Regions from separate parts of the Homo sapiens genome. Here region 1 is linked to region 2. Evidence: chromatin contacts called from ENCODE Hi-C or POLR2A ChIA-PET data. All regions are on one chromosome and are shown on one strand. Each heading gives the region's core, a stretch centred on a gene start or an enhancer-like site at or near the end of the contact. The rest is flanking DNA. Distances are from core to core; before and after follow the strand shown. Region 1 holds the start of ADGRL1 (adhesion G protein-coupled receptor L1). Region 2 holds the start of C19orf53 (chromosome 19 open reading frame 53).

Region 1 (4,584 bases), core at 1,613-4,112, 430 kb after region 2:
CGCCAGGGAGAAAGGAGGGGGTGGAGGGCAAAGACGATGCTCTGGCGGGGATGGCAGTGCTCCCACTCCTCCCGTTCCTCTTGAGGGGCACCCACTGCCACCCTCCCCACCGAGATGCCTGCGCTGGGGCTGAAGCAACACATGCTCTGCCACCAGCCTGGCAGGGTAGGGAGGACGCAGACGCCCCGAGATGCAAGCGTCACACAGCCTCACATGCAGGTGGAGAGGCCACCCGCCAGGAGCCCAAACTGCTGGATGCAAACACACTCCCGTGCAGCTGAGGCGCCTGTAGGCTCCTCCCCAACGTGCCCACAGGGTCCTCCAAGGCCCCCCAGGAGAAAGGGCTCCCCTGGGCAGGCTGGGAATAGAAGCTGGGCTTCGAGTCCCCCCCTTCCACCCCCTCCCTGCAGGCTCCACAGCCCAGGTGTGCTGGTCCCCAGCTCCCCATCCTCCCCAAGCCTGGGCGCCAGCTACACCCCCAAGAGCAGGAATCAGCGTGGGTGATCACGGGGTACGCAAGCGCCCAGAAGTGGGGATTGAGATGGGCGCCCCTTGGAGAGAAAGAGGGCCTGCAGGGGTGTCCCAGAGCAGATGCCACACACACATGGGGTGGACCGAGCGGGGCCATGAGGGAGGTCACCAAGCTGGGTAGGAAGATGGTGGCAAGACCAGCAGGAGGGCCGGGACCCACATGTGAGCGCACACGTATGTCGCACACGTATGTGGCTCCGTGCACGGGTGCGATCGCTGCCAGCCATGGAATTAGTTCCCTTTTCCGAATTCCAGATGATTTTTCATCTCTGTAATTAATGGGCAAGTCAGTTCTGAACGGCATGGCAGACAAATTGCTAGTTAGGAAAATCACGGATAATTTTCTCGATATGATAATGAAGGTTGTAATCCTTCTCTTATTCTCCCTGTTTTCATCCTACTTTTAAGTAATAAATTTGGCATTAGTGGGAGGGGAGCAGGGAGGAAGGAGAAGTCACCTGCCCCCCAAAGCTGGGGCCTGACAGGGACCCACGCAGAGTCCCCTGCCGGGGGCAGACAGGAGAAGAGAATGAGGGGTGTGGACCCTCCGTGGGGTTGATCAATTCAGGGGGCCAGGCCCTGGAGAGCAGGTGGAGGGCACGGAGCTTTCAGGCTGTGAGCCAGGGTGAAGGAGTGGGGTCTGGGGTCAGGTTAGACTCATGCCAGCCCTTGGGGTGTTGGAGAGAGAAGCAGAAACCAATGGTCTGTCCCCAAACAGCATGGAGGTCAACGGCCCGGAATAGACATTCACCCTCAGGTGTGCCCCACTGGATCCGACCTCCTCTAAGCAGTGACTCCCTACCAGGATAAGGGAGCCGGGCAAGCAGAGAGGGGAAGAGAGAAAGACAGAGAGAGATAGAGAAAGACAGAGAGAGTGAGAGAGAGAGAGAGAGAGAGAGAGAGACAGACAGAGAGAGAGAGAGCGCGCGAGCCAGCCATCTTGGCAGCCATTTTGAACCCCTCCCCCTCCTGCCCCCAGGCACACATGTTGGGAAGTGGGATGTGGGAAGACAGACCCCAGCTCTGAGTCCGGTGGAAGCCAGGCGGAAGGGGGGGCCCTGCCTGGAACTGGGATACAGAAACACCCACGCAGCTGGCATGGCTGGGGGTGGATGGGGGTTGGAACAGGAAGAAAGGGTCCAGGCAGGTACAGTGAGGTGTTGGCCAGGGATGGGGCAGTGTGAGGACCCGGACTGGAAGTGTAGAGACAGGGGTGTGTGTAGCCAGCGGCTGTCTTCAGATGGGGGCCAGGGGTGCACTGGAGAGATACCTGGGAGGGCATTTTCTGGACACGGCTGGAGCAAACACAGCATCCCCCCACCCCACCACTTCAGGCCTGGACTCGGGTCCCAGGACCGTCAGATGGGAGGATGACAACCAAACCCTCGCAGCTCAATCCAATGCGCACCTGGGGTGGGGGTGGGGAGCTGTCCTCAAAGCACGAATAATCCGAGTGGATCAAACCTGCCGGCCTCCCGTGCTTTAACCCGGCACCACGGAGAGAAGGTGCTGCCCGGCTGCACCCCCTCCTCCTGACAGCGGCGCCCCCCGGACTGCGGCCGGCTGGACACCCAGACGGACCCCTCCCCATCCCCCGCGCCACTGCCTCCCAGAGAAAAACAACCCCCTCGCCCAGCATCCTGTGGTGCCAGCCCCCGACACGGCTCCTCTGGGGCGCGGGGCCGGCGCGCGGCGCGCACACGCACCCCCTCCGCTCACACCCAGACACCTACACAAACAGGGCGCCAAGCACCCGCGCGCACACGCACCGGGGACACGCAGGCACCGCCGCGCCGCTTCCCCACAAAGGCTGGCGCGCGCGCGGGCACACGCAGCCACGCGCGGGCACACTCGCGGTCCCCTCCCCCCGCCAGGCACCCTGCGGTAGCCCGTCCGCACCCCCGCGCCCCGGGCGCTCCGTGGGGGCCGCCCCTCCCAGGCCCCTCGCCAGTGGGGGTGAGGTGCGGGCTGCCCCCGACGCCCCTCCCGCTCAGGTGCGGTGCCCCGCGCGGCTCCCGTGTCCCCTCCCCCCTCGCGGCCAGGACAGGCCCCGGCCTCCCATCCTTCCCGCCTCCCCTCTTCCACGCGCCCCGCACACCTGGCCCAGGTGCGGCTTCGCCCCTCGCCCTGGGCCCGCAGACACTCACCTGTCCAGCGCCTCTCTGGGGTCGGCCCAGCGTGTCTCTCCTGCGGCTCGGCGAACCCGGGCCCCCCGCCCGGCACATCTCCCGGAGCCGGGGCTGGGGGGAAGCGGGTAGGAGGTGGCGGGACGAGGGCGGCCTCCGTGTCCCTTCCTTCCCCTGGCCCAGCACCGCCGCCGACCAAAAATTAGGAAAAAAAAAAAAAAAGAAAAGAAAAGAAAAAAAAGAGGCGGATTACACGGATCCAAAGGCGGCCCCCTCGCGGCGGCGGAGGCTCGGGACTGGGGGCGATCGGGTCTGCGCCCCTCCCGGGGAGGGAGGCGGTGGGGCGGGGGCGGCGTCAGAGCGCCGGGGGCTGGGGCGAGGCGGAGCGCCCCGAGGCGGCGCCGGCAGCGGCCCGCATCTCCCCCGCAGCTCCGCGGCCCCGACGGAGGCGGCACGTGTGCGCCCAGGCGACTTCCCAGCCCCCTCCGACGCCGGCGGTGGACGAGGGGTTAACGGGGCAGCCGGGGCGCCCCTGCAGGCCCCCGCCGCCCGGCGGCGCCGCTCCGGGGCCCGCGCGGCCCCATCAGCCGGGGCCTCCTCGGCAGACGGCGGGGCGGGGGCACCGCAGCGCCGACAGCTCCCGCGCCGACGGCTCGGGCTCCCCGCAGTGGCCGCGGGGAGCTCGGGTTGGGGGCGGGCGGCGCGGAGCTGGCGGAGGGGGGCGGCGCGGCTGGAGGCGGGTGCCGCGGCGTCGCGCCCCCGGTGCGGCCGGAGGGGGGGCGCCGGGCCGGGCCCGTGGGCACCGCAGGACGCGCGGACCGAGCCGGCGCCGGGCACCAGCAATGACAAGCCGCCTGCTCGCCCCGCTCCCCGGCGCACCCGCTCCGGGAGGGGGGCGGTGGGCGCGCGCAAAACCCGGCCCGGAGTCGCCGCCCGGGACTGGCCGCCGCAACCCGCTTGAGCGCCCCAGGAGCCGGCCCGAAAACCCGGGCTGGACTTTCCTTCCTTTCGCCTCCTCTCGCCTCCTCCCTGGAAAAGCAGGGAGAGGGAAAGCGACGTGCTGGAGCCCCGCGTTGGAGCGGGGAGTGGGGGAAGGGAGACAGGCGTAAGGAAGACCCGGAGCGGATTTTCCAGTGAAGTATAAGGAAAGGCGCCGAGCCCGGGGAAGGAGGGCGCAAATGGGGAGATCTGGAAGGGTTGTGCAAAACCCGAGTTGGATTAGATAAAGATGGGAGGAACGGTGTTGGAGCGGGGGGTTGGGGGGTAGATGCGACATGGCCAAATGCACCCGGGGCACGCAAATTTCGGGCCGGATTCTTTCTCGGGAGACGGAGTAATGCGTCAGGCCTAACGCAGTGGAAACAAGCAAGACCCGGCCCGGAACTCCCGGGACCTGGGTTCGCATGGTGGGGGGTTCTGGAAGGGGGATGCTTAGTGGCTGAGGCGACTTGGGCTGCCCTCATCTTCCTGGCAGCGACGTGCAAGGGGGACGGGCAAAAGGAGGACTGGACTCGGGTACGAAGGGATTTGGCGCGCTGGCTGCACCGGAGCGGACAGGTAAAAGCGGTTTCTGGATCCAGGGGCGCTGCGAAGGGAATGCGATGAGGCCGCTACCCTGGGAGACCAGACCTACAATAAAAGGCGAGGGAGGCACGCAAAGCCAGGACTGGAGCGCGGGACGGGATGAGACCCTCAGCAGAAGATCCTGGGCCACCGGGACAGGGGCTTGGAGCTGACCGGGCAGCAGGGGCGGAGGGAAGCGTTAGGGGGAGGTTTGTACCTGTAAACGCCTCAAAGTCTTGCTTTTGGGGAGGGGGTGCGAGGGGAAAAATTGAATTTTATGTTCTCTAAAAGAGTAAAAACCCGGCATGGATTTTCAACACCTAACAACTCCATTGCAGCTGGTGGACTCTAAGAAGTAGGGCAA
Region 2 (4,618 bases), core at 1,127-3,626:
AGCAAATTCTTGCCTCCTTGCCTCCCCTCTCTCCCCTGCAGGGATTGGAGTTTGGAATCCTGCCTTCGATGTCACCCCCCACGACCTCATCACTGGTGGCATCATCACAGAACTGGGGGTCTTTGCCCCTGAGGAGCTCCGGACAGCCCTAACCACCACCATCTCTTCCAGGGATGGAACCCTAGATGGACCCCAGATGTAACCAACTCAGCTCTCCCTAGCCTGCCTCTCTAGGTTTTTCAATACATTTCTTGAATGGCTACCCAAAAGCTGACCGTCCAGCCCCTGACCACACTTGTTCCTAGTGCAGGGAGCTCAGACAGGGCCTTCCATCTAGAGCCCAGCACCTAGAGCCAGGCTGCCCAGATTCAAATCCTGACTCCGCCACTTTTCCCACTGTATGATCTTGGGCAAGTCACTTCACCTCTCTGTGCCTTGGTTTCCTCATTTATAAAATGTGGATAACAGGCCGGGCGCAGTGGCTCACACCTGTAATCCCAGCACTTTGGGAGGCCGAGGCAGGTGGATCACAAGATCAGGAGATTGAGACCATCCTGGCTAACATGGTGAAACCCCATCTCTACTAAAAATACAAAAAATTAGCCGGGTGTGGTGGTGGGCACCTGCAGTCCCAGCTACTTGGGAGGCTGAGGCAGGAGAATGGCGTGAAACTGGGAGGCAGAGCTTGCAGTGAGCCGAGATAGCGCCACTGCACTCCAGCCTGGGCAACAGAGCGAGACTCCGTCTCAAAAATAAATATAATTAATTAATTATTTAATTAAAAAAATAAAAAATAAATGTGGATAATACTAGTACCTCCCTCTTAAGGTCAGGGCTGGAGCTAGGGTGACATCTCCAGGGCAGAATTTTAAGAGGACACCAAAAAAGCTCAGCAACCAAGATAAAAAATATTTTAAAGCAATATTTTGTTTTGGGTTTTTTTTTTTTGAGATCAAGTATCACTCGTTACCCAGGCTGGAATGTAGAGGCGAGATCTCAGCTCACTGAAACCTGTGCCTCCCCGGTTCAAGCGATTCTCCTGCCACAGCCTCCTGAGTAGCTGGGATTACAGGCATGCGCCACCATGCCCAGCTAATTTTTCTATTTTTAGTAGAGACATGATTTCACCATGTTGGCCAGGCTGGTCTCGAACTCCTGACTCAAATGATCCCCCTGCCTCAGCCTCCCAAAGTGCTGGGACTACAGGCATGAGCCACTGTGCCTGACCTTACAGCAGTATTTTTTAAAAATCAAAATTAATGCAAAAATCCATGATGAGGCCAGGCTTGGTGGCTCATGCCTGTAATTCCAGCACTTTGGGAGGATCCCTTGAGCCCAGGTGTTTGAGACCAGTTTGGGTAACATAGGAAGAGCTTGTCTCTACAAACAAAAATTTAAAAACAATGAGCTGGGCATGGAACTCACACCTCTAGCCCCAGCTACTCAGGCTGAAGTGGGAGGATGGCTTGAGCCCAGGAGTTCAAGGATGCAGTGTGCTTTGATTGCACTACTGCACTTCACCCTAAGCAACAGAGTGAGACCCCATCTCTTTAAAAAAAAAAAAAAATCCATGATGAACAAAACAAGTATTTGTTTGAGACGGGGTCTCGCTCTGTCGCCCAGGCTGGAGTACAGTGGTGCCATCTCAGCTCACTGCAACCTCCGCCTTCTGGGTTCAAGCGACTCTCCTGCCTCAGCCTCCCGAGTAGCTGGGATTACAGGAGCCTGGCACTATGCCTGGCTAATTTTTGTATTTTTATTGGAGACACCATGTTAGTCGTGGCTGGTCTCCAACTCCTGACCTCGGGTGATCCGCGCCCCGCGGCCTCCGAAAGTGCTGGGATTACAAGCGTGAGCCACCGTGCCCGGCCTAAATAAAATTTTGAAGAGGCTAGAACCCCGCACTTGTGCCTTGAGCTTACTGACCTCAACACCCTGGTTCCACTAAAACTTTATTTACAAAATTATGCTGCCGGTCTGCAGGATGTAGTTTAACAATTTGATTATTTTGGATATTAAAATATTTTTTAAGTCTTGAAAATATTGTTTACTATTACCAAAGTTTTTGAACCTTCTTAAATTCTGTACCAGAGGTGAGTGCCACACCCTAACCTAGTCTGAGTTTTTATGTGTAAAGATCATAAAACGTTGTAAGTTTTCTAAAACACATAAGCTCTCAATAAACGTTAGCTTATCATTGTCACCGTTTTGTTCGTAATGTTTGAAAACTCCAACTGTGATCCACTACACTACCCTTGTGGGATGCTGTCTCTTTAACTCTGTGCCACGTTGTATCCCGTGAGTTCTTGCGTTTTTCCGCCCCGCTGTATCCCATGGTTCCCTGTGCCTTCCGGCTACGACTGCTCACAGTCCCGCCTCTTCCGCTGCGTGCCGGACCATGGCGCAGGGGCAGCGCAAGTTTCAGGCGCACAAACCCGCAAAGAGTAAGACGGCAGCGGCAGCCTCTGAAAAGAATCGGGGCCCAAGAAAAGGCGGTAAGGAGCGGCCCGGGGACTTGGGGGCGAGGTGGACCCCCGGCTTCCCGGCCTCACGTGAGCACATCTTTCCCCAGGTCGTGTTATCGCTCCCAAGAAGGCGCGCGTCGTGCAGCAGCAAAAGCTCAAGAAGGTGTGCGGGGGCGAGAGATGGAGCCCGGAGGGCGGCGAGTAGCGAGGGGTGGAACCCGGAGGACGGCGAGGGGGGATGGGTGGAGCCCGGGGATCAGTGAGGGGAGAGGGTGGATCCTGGGGACGAGCTAGGAGCGAGGGGATAGAGCCAGGGGCCGCGTTAGGAGCGAAGGATGGAGCCCGGGGCGCAGAGAGGGGTAAGAGGTGGAAGCTGGCGAGGGATAGGGGCTGGGGGACGTGCTAGGGACGAGAGATGAAATCTGGAGGCCGGCGAGGGAAGGAGCACAGGGATCGGCAAAGGGCAAGGGATGAGGCCTGGAGGACTCCCAGCTCTGTGGGCCTCCCTTTTCTTCCTTGTGCAAGGGGTGCAGGAACACCACTTACCACTTCAAAAGGGCCTCGTAGAAGCAAGACCTGCGGCCCAAAAAGGGTTCCAATAACGTCAGCCTCTTGCTGTTACTGTTTTCTTTAATTGAACTCAGGAAGACAGCGAGGTGACATGGGAAGGGAATTGAAAGCCCAGCTTTGTAAACCTAGAACAGCAGAGGGCTCAAAGAAGTGTGAGGGTGCGTTGGTTATCGTCATTTTTTTTTGAGTCAGGGTCTCACTGTTGCCCAGGCTGGAGTGCAGTGGCCCCATTATAGCTCACTGCAGCCTCAGCCTCCTGGACTTAGGCAATCTTTCCGTCTCAGCCTCTCGAGTAGGTAGAATTGCAGGTGCTCGCCAATACGCGGCTAATTTTATTTTTTTTGTATTTTTGGTAGAGACAGGTTTCACTATGCTGCTCGGGCTGGTCTTGAACTCCTGGCCTCAAGGCATCCTCCCGCCTCTGCCTCCCAAAATGCTGGGATTACAGGCGTGAGCCACCCTATGGTTGTTTTTAAGTGCAACATTTATATGTAGATGGGTAAGGTTGAGCTTGTAAAGAAGTTGGAAGGAGATTTAAAACTGGTTTTGGTGGGAGTCAAACCTGGGTTTGAATTGTACTCCACAGTAAACAGCCCTGTGATCTTGAGCAAATTGTTTCGTCACCCCAGAGTGTCGGTTTTCTCAGAACTGGGTACCCACTGGCCCGCTTACCTCCGTGGAGTGGGGAATCTCATGGTCACCTTGCACTCAGCATGTCCAAAACCAAATTCCTGATCCTCCCTTCCCATTCTGCCCTCCTCCCCCTGTGATCACTTCCTTCCAGATGCCATAGGTCATCCTTGAATCCCTCCTTTCTCTCACATCCCGGTCTCATCCCATTTGTTTTGTTTTGTTTTTTTGAGATGGAGTCTCGCTCTGTCGCCCAGGCTGGAGTGCAGTTGAGTGATCTTGGCTTAGGTGCAACCTCTGCCTCCTGGGTTCAAGCGATTTTCCTCCCTCAGCCTCCCGAGTAACTGGGATTACAGGCCTGCACCACCACACCGGGCTAATTTTTTTTTTTTTTTTTTTTTTTTTTTGTAATTTTAGTAGAGATGGGGTTTCACTATGTTGGCCAGGCTGGTCTCGAACTCCTGACCTCATGATCTACCCGCCTCGGCCTCCCAAAGTGCTGGGATTACAGGCATGAGCCACTGTGCTCGCCCCTATTTTGCCCTTAGAATCAATCCAGAATCCACCCGCCTCCCATCTTCTTGGCCCCTACCTGGTCCCACCCACATCATTTCCCACCGGGACCAGTGCAGCCACCTTCTCCCTTGTCTCCTGGATCCCACCTGGTCCTCTCACAGAAGCCAGAGGGTGCCCATGAGCACCTGAGTCGGTTCCCTCCCTCCTTGGCTCAGAATCCTCCATGGCTTCCACCTCACCCAGGAAAAAGGTCCAGTCCTCACTCAGCCACAAGGCCCTGTAGAATCTGCCCTCGTCTCCTTCCACCCTCTCCTCTGCTAACTCCCTCTAGCCTTACTGGCCCCTGACCCCTCCTTCCCGGAGCCCTTCCTGGGCTCCTTGTCCCACCTGAGAACTTTTGCACTGGCTGTTTCCTCTGCCTGGATTCCTCTCCCAAT

The links. A loop is a pair of places that touch in the nucleus more often than their neighbours do. ChIA-PET counts read pairs that join two places held with the same protein, here RNA polymerase II (POLR2A). Pooled maps may share reads with other maps.
Region 1: a pooled map shows a loop between it and region 2 (10-fold over the local background). The contact joins the promoter of ADGRL1 here to the promoter of C19orf53 in region 2. A Hi-C loop is called at or near these places in 6 of 50 pooled maps. POLR2A ChIA-PET finds 5 or more read pairs at or near these places in 2 of 52 experiments (CD4-positive, alpha-beta T cell and activated naive CD8-positive, alpha-beta T cell).

What each region holds. Positions count from the first base shown.
Region 1 is chr19:14,203,307-14,207,890 of GRCh38, forward strand. It overlaps ADGRL1 (adhesion G protein-coupled receptor L1), which reads right to left and starts at 2,863. Exons shown (of 23, transcript NM_014921.5): 1 at 2,679-2,863. RefSeq lists silencers at 3,477-3,536, 3,557-3,656.
Region 2 is chr19:13,772,080-13,776,697 of GRCh38, forward strand. It overlaps C19orf53 (chromosome 19 open reading frame 53), which reads left to right and starts at 2,377. Exons shown (of 3, transcript NM_014047.3): 1 at 2,377-2,495; 2 at 2,573-2,628. The coding sequence starts at 2,399. MRI1 (methylthioribose-1-phosphate isomerase 1) reads left to right here. Exons shown (of 6, transcript NM_001031727.4): 6 at 42-2,203. The coding sequence ends at 202. RefSeq lists enhancers at 2,068-2,137, 2,208-2,407, 2,384-2,913, 2,914-3,442.